Regions from separate parts of the Mus musculus genome. Here region 1 is linked to region 2. Evidence: chromatin loops called from intact Hi-C (ENCODE). Cell type or tissue: heart. All regions are shown on one strand. Links, peaks and the distances in the headings refer to the core of each region. The heading gives the core; the rest is flanking DNA.

Evidence for each region. Hi-C counts contacts between places; a loop is a spot of excess contacts. Peaks named below come from ENCODE experiments on the same cell type or tissue, not always from the same donor. Only the 100,000 strongest peaks of a DNase experiment are listed, where the experiment ranks them.
Region 1: a loop joins it to region 2, with 2.6 times the contacts of the local background. A loop is called at or near these places in 1 of 42 quality-filtered maps.

The regions. Positions count from the first base shown.
Region 1 is chr1:191,058,222-191,063,948 of GRCm38, reverse strand. It overlaps Tatdn3 (TatD DNase domain containing 3), which reads left to right and starts at 1,039. Exons shown (of 10, transcript NM_001357166.1): 1 at 1,039-1,148; 2 at 2,692-2,724; 3 at 3,763-3,836; 4 at 5,038-5,122. The coding sequence starts at 1,092. It overlaps Nsl1 (NSL1, MIS12 kinetochore complex component), which reads right to left and starts at 928. Exons shown (of 6, transcript NM_198654.3): 1 at 677-928. The coding sequence starts at 910. In heart, for the core only: a CTCF peak has its summit at 1,040; a DNase peak (open chromatin) is centred at 958; H3K4me3 peaks cover 2,119 bases; H3K27ac peaks cover 1,451 bases.
Region 2 is chr1:190,924,825-190,931,278 of GRCm38, reverse strand. Angel2 (angel homolog 2) reads right to left here and starts at 2,774. Exons shown (of 9, transcript NM_021421.4): 1 at 2,521-2,774. The coding sequence starts at 2,579. In heart, for the core only: no CTCF peak of the experiment used is centred there; a DNase peak (open chromatin) is centred at 2,718; H3K4me3 peaks cover 2,288 bases; H3K27ac peaks cover 1,907 bases.

The DNA.
Region 1 (5,727 bases), core at 1-2,500, 130 kb before region 2:
TAGCCCTGGCTTGTCTGGAACTCACGGCGTGGACCAGACTAGTCTCGAACTCACAGAGATTTGCATGCCCCTGCCTTCCGAGTACTTGGCATACACTGTCATGACCAGCTCAACTAGAACTTGGTAAAATTTAACACCAAGACAGCTTCTTCATCTATTTTCAACTTAAAAAGAAAATGTTTTCTCCCCGAATCCACACGATGTTATAAAAACAAACAAAAACAATAACAATGACCAAAAACCTAGCCAGATGACTGACTTCAAGGATTATCATTTCCTGGAGAATTCCTCATACCAACCAGCAAAGTTGCGCTGGCCCACAGGAGAGCGACTTTGTCTTTACTGCGCACTTAACTACCAAAAGAAATGTTTTGTAAAACACAAGATTTGAAAGCTTGCTATGAAAGCAAAATGTGATGCCTTGTTTATACGTATAGCGCTGTACATGTTCAAGAATATGGGTACACTTAATACCGCCTGCTTCTTAAGATTACATACGTGTTCGCCCTGTATGTTCCTGACAGGAAGCAGCACCCAGGCGGCACTAGCATCTAGTTGCCTTCCCTGGCATTTCCCAAGCCAGTCTTGGGCATCGTTCCATCTGCGAAGGCCTGACATGGGCCCCGAGCCAGAGCCAGGATGCGCTGGGTGAGGACCGGGAAAGAGGGGTCCGTACCCACTGTGCGTCCCGCAGCGCGAGCTCGCGGACGTCCTCCGGCAGCACGGCCCCGAGCTCCTGCACGAAGCGACCGCACATCTCCATCACTTCCATCACCGCCCTCTTCAAGGTGCAGCGCACTCGGAAGTCCTCTAGGGGAGAGTCTGCTGCCGTGGCCTGAGGGTCTGAGGCGGCCTGGGCATCGTGGTCCTGCGGGGCGGAGACGAGCACTGTTTCAGAGACAGCCGCCATCTTCCCGGTTTAAACTAAGGCGGGAATCGCTGAGACCGGAAGGATGCTTCCCTCCCTGGAACGCTCCTGCACGCGTCCGACTGGAAACCCGATCCGCCGCCGCCGCAAGGTTCCGCCTCGGGTTCCGCGGCCCCAGAGTTCCGCCGCCTGGCTTGCAGTCGAGAAGCCTGCAGGAGTAGCTATGGGTTTGGGGTTAGTGGACTGTCACTGCCATCTCTCCGCCTCGGACTTTGACAACGTATGTGAGGGGGACTTGGGGCTTGCGGGAGTCGGGAGGGCCGTGTCTCCTTTCCCGCAAGTTTTTCTCCCCCAAATCCTCAGACCGTACCTAGTCTATGGCGACCCTTTCGAACCAGCGTCCTGGAACTGACATTCCTCATCTTACACGGCGGTTAACTATTTCTATGAAGCTTTAGTTTGTCGTCTCAACACCCCTTTCTCCTACCACTCTTGAGGTGTGCTGATCCATCCAAGCCCTTAGCAGAGGTTCTAGTTCTGGCCCGGCAGAGGGACAAACAAAAATAATAACACTTGATGGAGTGAATGTGTAGGGATGGAAATAGGTTTTACCGGCTACATTGGGGAAAGTGAAGAGGAAGGAGAAGTAGGTGCCTTTTTCTTAGGAGGTGACGCTTAGGGTGTGAGTGTATGGTAGTGATGAACACCGGCAGGTTGTAGACCTCCCATACATTATAGAATTTGATCTGTTTTAGTTAACCAGCAGCTGGAAACACTTAATAAAGGAGAAATTTCCAGGAGCTGGGAAGGGTAGGTCAAGGTCAGTAAGACATTTGGATTGCATTAGATGCACAGTCTTAACCCTTAAAAGTTTAAAAACAAACCCATTTTAAATATATATAGAGAGCGAATATTCTGAAGACAAATTTGCTGCTGAGTGGCAAAAAGGTGGAGGAGAGAAAGTGAGAGCATTTAGGAAACGTCTCAGTTTACAGACAAGAGCTGGTAGAAGCCAGTACAGTGAGAATATCATGAGAATACCATGTACTCAACAAATTTTAGGAATAACACCAACAGTACATGCATGCCTTGGATAAGAACAGCAAGGGGAGGAAGAAATCGAGCATGACTTAGATTTCAGTTTGTGCTTCCTGTAAGGAAGATGGTGATGGCCTTTGCTGAGACGAGAAAAGGTTTGGGATCAGAGTGGGCAGGTGGGCAGCTGGAAATCCTAGTGGGGGGATATTGGTTAAGTCTGATCTCATCCAAGTGGAAAGATTAGAATACATAATCATTTCAAATGTGAGTCGTGGGTCTTGGAGAGAGTAAAAACTCTGTAAGTTGGAGATTCAGCATGGTATCAAAAACCACGAGAAGGGGAGGATATAGCTTAGTGATAGAGATCTTACATAGTGTGGTCGAGGATGTTAAACAAACAAAGGAAAAAGGCAGAATCCCTTAAGGCAAGTGGAAAGAGAACAGAAGAGCTTGAAGTCACAAAAAGGACAGAGAATCAGTCAAGGAGACTGAAGAGTTACCTACCACTAGGCTGTGAAAGCAAATCATGAGGGAAATGTCCAGAAGCCTCTGAGGGACAGAGTGAGAGAGGACAGGAAAGCTCTGTGTGTTTGGCAACAGAGATCTCTGTTTTGATATAGTGTGCATCATGGACTGTGAGAGTAAGGAGGAGGGTGACTTCATTTTCTGCCACTCTGTTCCTTGCTAACAATGTTGTCCTTAATGGTGCCTCTGCTGCCTGTATATGGACCAAGAGCAGTTAATTACTCGTGTAAAACAAACGTGGTTGCTTCTGTTTGTTGTAGGATCTGGATGATGTGTTGGAGAAAGCCAGGAAGGTAAGCTAGAATCCATATCCCCCCCCCTTTTGTGCCCTTCCTGTTTCATTCAACATACTGTTTTTAGGGACCAAGTAGGCAGACTCTGCTGTTTCCGTGGTCAGCAGTATATTTAAGCTCTCACTCTGTGCCAGCCACAGAGCTAACCCCCCACTGAACTTTAGATCATTTAAAGTCTCACCTTCTGAGGAAGTTACTCTTTTATAGTCATATATTCTCCATTTGATAGATGAGGAATCTAATGTCTGCAGGTTAGTAGCAGGACAAAGGCACATGCTAATGAAATGATAGAGACATGCTGGTCTGATTTAAAAATGTGTCCCTACAGCCACCATGCTTAGCAGCACTGGAGAATGGGGCAGTCAGTCTTTTGAGTTTTAAAGTCATATTATTTTGGAGATCAAGGGTGTATTACAGTCTTTGGAAACATTTTGGTTTGTTAGAAAAAGTTATCAAGGGCTGTAGAGATGTCTCAGTGGAGAAAAGCACTTGCAAGTCTGATATTGCAAGCTCAATTCCTGGGACTGCAGTGGAAGCACAGAACTGACTCCAACTCCAGAAAGGTGTCCTCTGATTTCCACTCACTGCATGCGGTGTGTACACAGTGCACACACACACACATACTGCAGGCACACACATAGAGAATAAAATTTAAAAGTAAAAATTACAGAATCTTGGAAGTATTTCTGGAATTACGTGTACACTGCCATTGTGGCAGCTTAACTGGCTTGTGGGCTTTGGGATCACATGAGCCTAAGGATGGTGGTTCCTCCCAAAATGCAGTTTCTGTCCAATGAATTAAAGAAATGCTTACCTTTGGTCTTTATAGGTTAATGAGGTGACATTAATACGCAGTAAACATATGACCTTAAATAATAAGAGTTCAGTGGTAATCATTTTGATTATACTACTGGAACTGGGTTAAAAAATAATAAAATATATAGAAAAATTTAATATTTCCCTTAATTTATATTAAATGTGCATATTGTTTGGTATTCTGTTCTCCTGTTTTATTTCGTTTTGTTTTGTTTTGTTTAGGCTAATGTCATGGCCCTTGTGGCAGTTGCTGAACATGCAGGAGAATTTGAAAGAATTATGCAGCTTTCAGAAAGGTGGTGCTAGTGGTGGTGGTGGTGGTGGTGGTGGTGGTGGTGGTGGTGGTGGTGGTGGTTCTTCTTCTTCTTCTTCTTCTTCTTCTTCTTCTTCTTCTTCTTCTCCTTCTCCTTCTCCTTCTCCTTCTCCTCTTCTTTTTCCTATTCTTCCTCCTCCTCCTTCTTCTCCTTCTTCTTCTGTGTGTATGTGTATATGTGTGTGGTGTGGTGTGGTGTGGTGTGGTGTGGTGTGGTGTGTATGTGTGGTATATATTCACATCTGATGCAGATGTGCTTGCATATGTGGGCATGTGAACATCCAAGGTTGACATTAGGTATCTTCTTTGATGGCTCTCTTCTTTATTTATTGAGGTTGCTCACTAAACCAAGAGGACTCACAAAACCACTGATTTTGGCTAGTCAAGTTATCCTGGATTGTTCTAGGGATCCCCTGCCTCTGCCTCTCCGCCTCTCCGAACCTGAGATTAGAGGGAGCCACCATGGCTACCAGCTGGGGAGCAGAACTTCAGCCCTTCATGAGCTTTGTCAGCTGAGCCACCTCTCCAGCTTTGATGCTACTTTGTTTGTTTGTTTGTTTGTTTTTTCCCTGAGACAGGGTTTCTCTGTGTAGCCCTGGCTGTCCTGGAACTCACTTTGGCTGGCCTCGAACTCAGAAATCTGCCTGCCTTTGCCTCCCGAGTGCTGGGATTAAAGGCGTGTGCCACCACGCCCAGCTTTGATGCTACTTTTAATTAACCTCATTAATTAAATGAGGTCTTGACCTCTTGACCTCAAGCATCTCTCCCCCCTTAGCCTTCTTAGTGCTGAGACCAAAGCAGGGACCCTAAAGCTGCTCTAATGAAGGTTTCAAAGACTTATAAAGAAAGACAGTCCTGTCCAATTCACACATTATCAAAGAATTCTCTGTTAGAAGAATGAGGAGAAGCAGGCATGATAGCACACACCTTTAATTGGACTCTCTGGAGACAGAGAGAGGCAGGAGGATCCCTGTGAGTTTGAGACCAGTCTGGTCTACAAACTTCATTCCAAGCCAAATAGGGCTACATAGTAAGACTTTTGTCTCAAAAGAAATTTTAAAAAAGGAGGGAGGAGGAGGAAGAAAATCATGTCAGCCCTAAAGGCAGGGCGTTTCCTTCCTGTTCTTTAGGGACACTGTGGTCTCCGGACCTAAGGTTGTTTTCTTAACTTTCTACATTTGTAGGTATAATGGATTCGTCCTGCCATGTCTGGGAGTTCACCCAGTTCAAGAGCTTTCACCAGAAAAACCAAGAAGCGTGACATTAAAGGTAAACATCCTATAGAATAAGAGGCCTAACCAGTGCAACTGGCTCTGTCATCACTCCACAGTGCTTTCTAAGTTCTCGTCCTGGGCTGTGGAGATGGGAGGGCTGGGGGCTGGGCCTAGGCCCTCAGCCATGCCAGGCGAACATTCTGCCACTCACTGAATCGTCCAAGCTGGCCTTCAACTCATGCTCAGGCAGGGCTTGAACTCATGATCCTCCCATTTCCACTTCCGCAGTTGTTAGAATGGCAGCCTGTGCCACTAAAACCCAGCTTCTGGTTTGTATTCTTAGTTAATGACCGGAAACAAAGAAACGGGGCCTTCGATCAGGCTGAGCTTGTATGACAAGGAATGATATGGTGGAATTTTGGTTTTGCTCCCTCCATATATTTTAACCATGTCATACTGCTTTATCCACCACCCCCTACCCCCAAAGTGATGGGAGGGCTGGGGAGGTGCTCTGTCGACAGAGTGCTTGCTGCGCAAGTGTGAGGCCCTGAGTGTGGTCGTAGACCACATGTAAGATAACCATGGGTGTTGGCGCACACTACTAATCTCAGAGCTGTGGAGGTGGTGACAGGAGGGTCCTCAGAGCTCACTGGCCAGTCA
Region 2 (6,454 bases), core at 1,578-4,077:
AACACTAAGAGAGCAATGAGTAGAATGCAGAGGGAAAGAGTAAAAAGAAGACGCTGCAGAAATCAGAAGGAGCAGGCAGGCTTCTCCTTACTGTGGAACAGAACAGGTTCCCATGGTAAGGACAAGGCAGGCTTAGTCTTATTAAAAGGAACAAAGCTTTTTCCTTACAAATATGTAATTCATTTAACATTAAAAGGGTAGACGCCTTTTCTTTCTCTATGCGATAAAGATTGGTACTCACTTTTCATTTAGAATGAGTGAGTTCTTTCTGCACCAGTGCTTGGTCTTTTGCTTCAAAATCATATTTAAGTATGGATGTGTAAGTATGTAATTGTGAGAATGCATGTAAGCTGAGCCCAACTGGGTTTGAATGGAAATTGTATAAATGAGCATACATGAATCTGTGTATGAACTTATGTGAAATTATATATGTCTGTTTATATAAAAGTTGTTCTTTCTGTGAGTGTTATTTCTCTTCTGGTTCAACAGAAGTTCATTGCTCCAAACTTTCCCCGTAGCCCCACAACAAGAGGCATCTGGATCATAGGGAAAAGGCCCTAGCAATTAATTGTTTACTTTATCTCCTGCTGTTTTAGGATGAGGTGCTAAGTGCCAGAGACTGCAGTTTCTGACCTCAGAGGATCACAGAAGGCAGGTCGGTTACAGTGGACTTAGATAAGTAAACTTTTTATTATACAGCAACCTTAAATATACCAAGTCTTACCCTCTGCCGACGCTCTTCCCCCTCCACTGCCTCAAGAAGAACCAAGAAGAACCGCACGCAGGGGCTGGTCTTCGGCAGAATTGTCTAGACTAGCAGGTCAGCTCTGGGATGCCCTGTCCCTGCCTCCCCGGCATGAGGACACCTTCCTTACCTTTCCATGGGTGCTGGGGATTCCAACCCAGGTCCTTGGCTTTGTACAGCAAGCCCTTAGCTACCTGAGCCATGGCTCCAGGTCCCCACACTTGTATTTAACAGACATGCTACTCTCAAGTTCTCACAAAGCACTGCCTCCTACTGCATTATCTGGCAAAGTGTTAGGGTTCTGAGGACTATACTTCTGGGGTTTGTGTCTCAACATCTACTATCACTAAGGTTTGCTTAAGTTGTATTAAGATTTTGTTATGCTGAATTTCTTTATTATGCTATTTTTCATTAGAAAAGATAACCTATATTGTGTACTTTAAACTTAAGTACTCTCAAACTATTCTCTAAATCAACCCTACTGTAAATCTTTAAGGTCACAACATGGGCACTATATCTTGCAATTGACCCCGAAAGTCATTCAAAGGGATTTCAGCACTTGGATCTTGTCTTGTTTTGTTTTTAAATTTAAAAATTTTGAGGTGGCCCATGAGTTTGATCCCAGCACTCAGGAGGCAGAGGTAGGCAGATCTGAGTTGAAGGCCAGCCTGGTCTACACAATGAATCCCAGGACAGCCAGAGATACAAAGAAAAACCCTCCTTCTCTAAAAAACAAACAAACAAAAAACCAAGACAAAAACCAAGTCCAAGACCATCAGCACAGGCTGGTGGTGTCTCTAATTCTCCTGCCTCCACCTCCCCAGTGCTATAACGGTTTACTTTCTGTCTTGAAATGTTTCTATACTGCAACCTGCACAGTGACGCTTATTCTTTGGATTGGCAGTTATTTATACCACATCTTTTTCTTGTAAGATAGTGAGCTTTTGAGGGTTCGAACCTCAGTATTCTCTGAAAGCCCAGTCTCCACCCAAGGGCCAAGCACACAGCTGGTACTCAGAAAATGCCATAGCACAGGAACCAGGAATGGAGTGGGCAGATCCCAACGGCTTATGTAACGACAGTGTGCTATTTCCCACGCGTGGTACGATATAGTTTCAAAGGTTATACAAACCACTGGAATCTTAATAACTAAGTCCTCAAAGTTTATAGGAGAAAAACATAATCCGTACATCCAATTTAAGATTCGGTGGATACTACTTGGGGTGACATTATTAGAGGCTGCATGTACTGTGGCGCTTTAAAATTTCAAGTGAGTTATTTTTTTACTTTTGGAGGCGGAGTGTCACGCTCGCTGCCTAATCCAGGCCAGCCTCAAATTCATGGTTATCCTCCCGCCTCGGCCTCCGGGGTGTGGAAAGTGCAGGCGTGAGCCATCACGCCAGGCTCTCAAAGAGTGGATTGAAAGAAAAATACCCAGGACGGAGCAAGAACTTGAGTGGCGGTGAAAGTTGGCCTCCGCGTGACCGACGCTGCCCAGCCACCCCGGGGCGCGCAGCCTCCCTCCGGGCGGGGCCCTGCGCGCGGGCGGCGGCGGCGAGCGTGGAGGCCGCGCGAGGCCCGCAGGATCCCGGAGGCCGCGGCCACCGCTGCTGCCCGCCCGCGCGTTACCTCTCCCCGGGCGCCGCCTGGCGCGTCCCCGCCGCGGACCCTCTTCCTCCGCCTTCCTCCCGCGCCCCGCCGCCCCGCCCCTCCCCTCCCCGCCCGCCCCTCCAGGTCCCTCCCTCTGTCCATCCCGCCGGCCGCTCGCCACTGACCGGCCTCGCCCCGCCACACAGCGGCCGTAGCCCCTCCTCACACAGCGCCACGTCTCCATCTTGGCTCTCTGTGAGCGCCCAACGCCCGGGCCCGCGGCTGCACCTCAGCTTCGGCCGCTCGCCGGGTCCTACCGGATCCCCATCACTCGGCTCCCGGCCGGCCGCTAGGCATGCTGGGAGGAGCGTCTCGCCGCAGGCCCGGTCACCATCTTGCCTTCTGGGGCAGTTCCTTTAAGCAGTGCGACTCCGGGCATGCGCAGAGCGTGCGCGGACAGCCATTTCCTGGTAGGGCGGAAGGCTAGCGCTTGACGGCTTTCTTAAGACATAGGAAGGAGCAGGAGCTGCGTGAGACCTAAAGTGTATTTACGTGGTTGCGTAGATCCAAAAGGTAGATTTCCACGTTGAGGAAATACTATTCTGTGGGTTCCCGTAGAACTTTATAATTGATTTTGTGCAAATCTCAGAGAACCCACTTGTACATTAATTAGTGCGTTGATGATCCGAGTCTGTCAGATCGAGCGTAGCTTTCTTGGAAAACATAAATGGAGAAGGGACAGCGAGAATAGCGAGGCAGAGGGCACTGGAAACCAGGGTCGCTGCTTGCTTAGTTTCTTTGGTAGAGCTGTGTAGCTGTGGGTAGTAATTTCTTGGGAAGTTTTGTTCTTTTCCTTGTGTTAATTTTGAGAGATACTTTATCCTTCGTGTATATCCTTCTCTTTATCTGCAGTTGTTATATTGTGTAAACATGTCAGGAATGCTGAATTAGCAAACTCTGAGGAAAGCTAGTCTCTGATTGCACACGCACACTCGTGAGTGTCCTTAGACAAAAGTCTTGTGCAGTCCAGGCATTCGTCAAACTTATCTCACATGCCTGTCTGAGCACTGTGGTCACCAGCAACGTACTGCCATACTTGGCTTCGGACCACATTTTCATCAACCAATATGAAGTCTTGTTTTATGCATGTTCCTTATTTAATTTATATTGTCACTTCATTAACGTTAAACTCTGTCCAACAGTCTTCTGATACATACCTAATTGAAGATAATTTAGTACACATATTTTCTCTATATTACATCATTAACTTTTGTCACCTCAGAATCTTGCAGCAGTATACTTGGGGGGCACTTTTAATAGAAAAATCAGTAAAACTGTGGGAAAGGGACACTAAGTAGTCGGTAGAAAGGTTAGTTTTTTACGGTCTGAAAACTCAAGAGGGCAGAGTGCCTTGTTTAACCTCAGGGACAAGCACACTAGGCAACTAAAATTTGCCTTTCTCCTTGTTGGAGAAAAACCAAAACACTGTGAGGATTGATTTGGACATTTTAGGTAGGTTTTAGGGAGTAGGCAGTTTACAAACGCAGTGTCCACAAATGGGGGCTGACTGCTTGAGGTTTATACTGTCCTATTTTCTAAGGGTGATCACAATGTTGTTGTTAGTTACATGTGGCCAGTAGTGTCCTATATGCCTTGTTCCATAATCACATTGTAAGTGACTTGTGAACAGTGTCCATGACTCCTGTTCAAATCTATTCAACCTAGTACTCTACTGACTACACAACATACGGCAAACAAAGATCATTGATAGGGTTATTAACTGGAGCAGACTTAAGGAAGACCTGTCAATCACCAGACTTTCTCCTCCAAGCACACCTTAGCTCCTCTGCTTGTTGTGCAAAGAAAAATGTAGTGTTTTGAAATAAGCAAATGGCATTAAGGTCCTTCCTTCCTTCCTTCCTTCCTTCCTTCTTTCCTTCCTTCCTTCCTCCCTCCCTCCCTCCCTCCCTCCCTTTCCTTTGTTTGAGACAGGGTTTCTCTGTGTAGCCCTGGCTGTCCTGGAACTCACTCTGTAGACCAGGCTGACCTGGAACTCAGAGATCCACCTGCCTCTACCTCCAGAGTGTTGGGATTAAAGGCGTGCACCACCAACTGTCAAGATGCATTCTTTCAATGAGTTTGAAGGTTTCTTGATGACGAAAGACACTTTGGGAGCTGTCTGCTCTAGAACTTTAGAGAGAGTAGTTACCTTATAGCAGCATGGTGATTATCCTAAGGGTTGGAGAACTCTTGTCTCTGTAACAAAACAAAACACCATTTTTGCATTCATGTTCCAGTTGAAAGTTCTCAGCTCACATTGTTCTGTCCCCTTAAATAGATCCTGCTTTAGTCACTCAATAAGTTAAGCAAGTCTGTTCACATATGCTGACATCTCAACATTCAGACAGCTGAGGCAGGAGCCTGTAGAGTTTGAGACCATCCTGGGCCACACCAAGAACCTGTCTTAAAGAAGGGTTGTCTGAGAGTCTGGAGAGATTGCTCAGCTGTTAAGAGCTGTCAAGTGCTCCAGGCTAACCTTTAAAAGGCCATGTAGCTGAGGGTAACCTTGAACTTCAGGATCTCCTGCCTGCCTTCCCAAATGCAGAAACTGTAAGTGTGTACCACCATGACGCACCTGTGCATAAGTGTCTAAAACCTTTGGAGTCCAGGACAACCTTGTCTACAACTGGCTTTTGGTTTTGCTCTGATTACTAAGTCCCCACTCAGAACATCTCCACAGTGTTCCCGTTTCATGGATCCTAATTCTTCTGACTTCCTAAGGCATCAGACACACTCGCGGTACAAATACACAAATGCAGGTAAAATACTCATGCACATGAAACAAAAGGAAATCATTGTTCGTTGCTTGGACTGGTTTTGAAAAAAATCTGTCCATATGCAACCCTGCCCGGCCTGAAGCTTACTATGTAGAGCAGGCTCCACTCCAACTCACAAGAGATCTGCTGCCTCTACAGGGATGAAGAATTGTGCCACCACATCCAGGTAAAATAAAACCTTAAAAGTTATTTTCAAAAGCCAGAGATATGGAGCTGGAGACATGGTTTAGCAGTTAAGAGCACTGGCTGCCCTGAGGTCTTGAGTTCAATTCCCAGCAACCAACAGTGGCTCACAAACATTTATGGTGAAATCTAGGGCCCTCTTCTGACATGCAGGTATACATGCAGATACTCATACATTAAATAGAAAAACTCTTTAAAAACAAAAAAGCCAGATATATTAATCAGAAATGAGCCATGAAAAAACATGCTCATGTTTGGTTAGCTCAGCGAGAAATTAGGAGGTTGGGACAGGGCTTTATGGCACAGTCTTGTCATGTCAGGACTCAGGAGACAGAAATAAGCACAAGGATTTCAAATTCCAGCCAACCTGAGCCAAATGGCCAGTCCAGGGTCAACCTAAACCACAGAGGAAATTCCTGAAGAAATTCACAAGCATAAATTAACAACAACAAAATTGAGATGAAGGCAGAGCTGCTTTGGAGAAAGAAAGCATTCTCTGCGATGCTGAGAACTACAGCAGGGCAGTGGTGACCCACTTCTTTAATCCTGGCACTTGGGAGGCAGATTCAGTTGGATCTCTGAGTTCAAGGACAACCACGGCTACAAAGAGAACTGTCTTAGTCAGGGTTTCTATTCCTGCACGAATCATCATGACCAAGGAGCAAGTTGGGGAGGAAAGGGTTTATCCAGTTTACACTTCCACATTGCTGGTCATCACCAAAAGGAGTCAGGACGGGAACTCACACAGGGTAGGAACTTGGAGGCAGGAGTGGATACAGAAGCCATGGAAGAATGCTGCTTACTGACTTGCTTCCCCTGGCTTGCTCAGCTTGCTTTCTTATATAACCCAGGACTACCAGCCAAGGGATGGCAGCACCCTGATCACTAATTGAGAAAATGCCTTACAGCTGGATCTCATGAAGGCATTTCCTCAAGGGAGGCTGCTTTTTCTTTGAACTTGTAAAGACTGTGGGACTTCTAAAGTTACTTAGATCTTGGGGATGTTGTCTTCTGCTGCAACCAGGCTTCACCGATAGCCTCTTATAGGCGCTTACATATTAAAATTTCAATCCCTTTAAAATATCTAATCTCTTTTGAC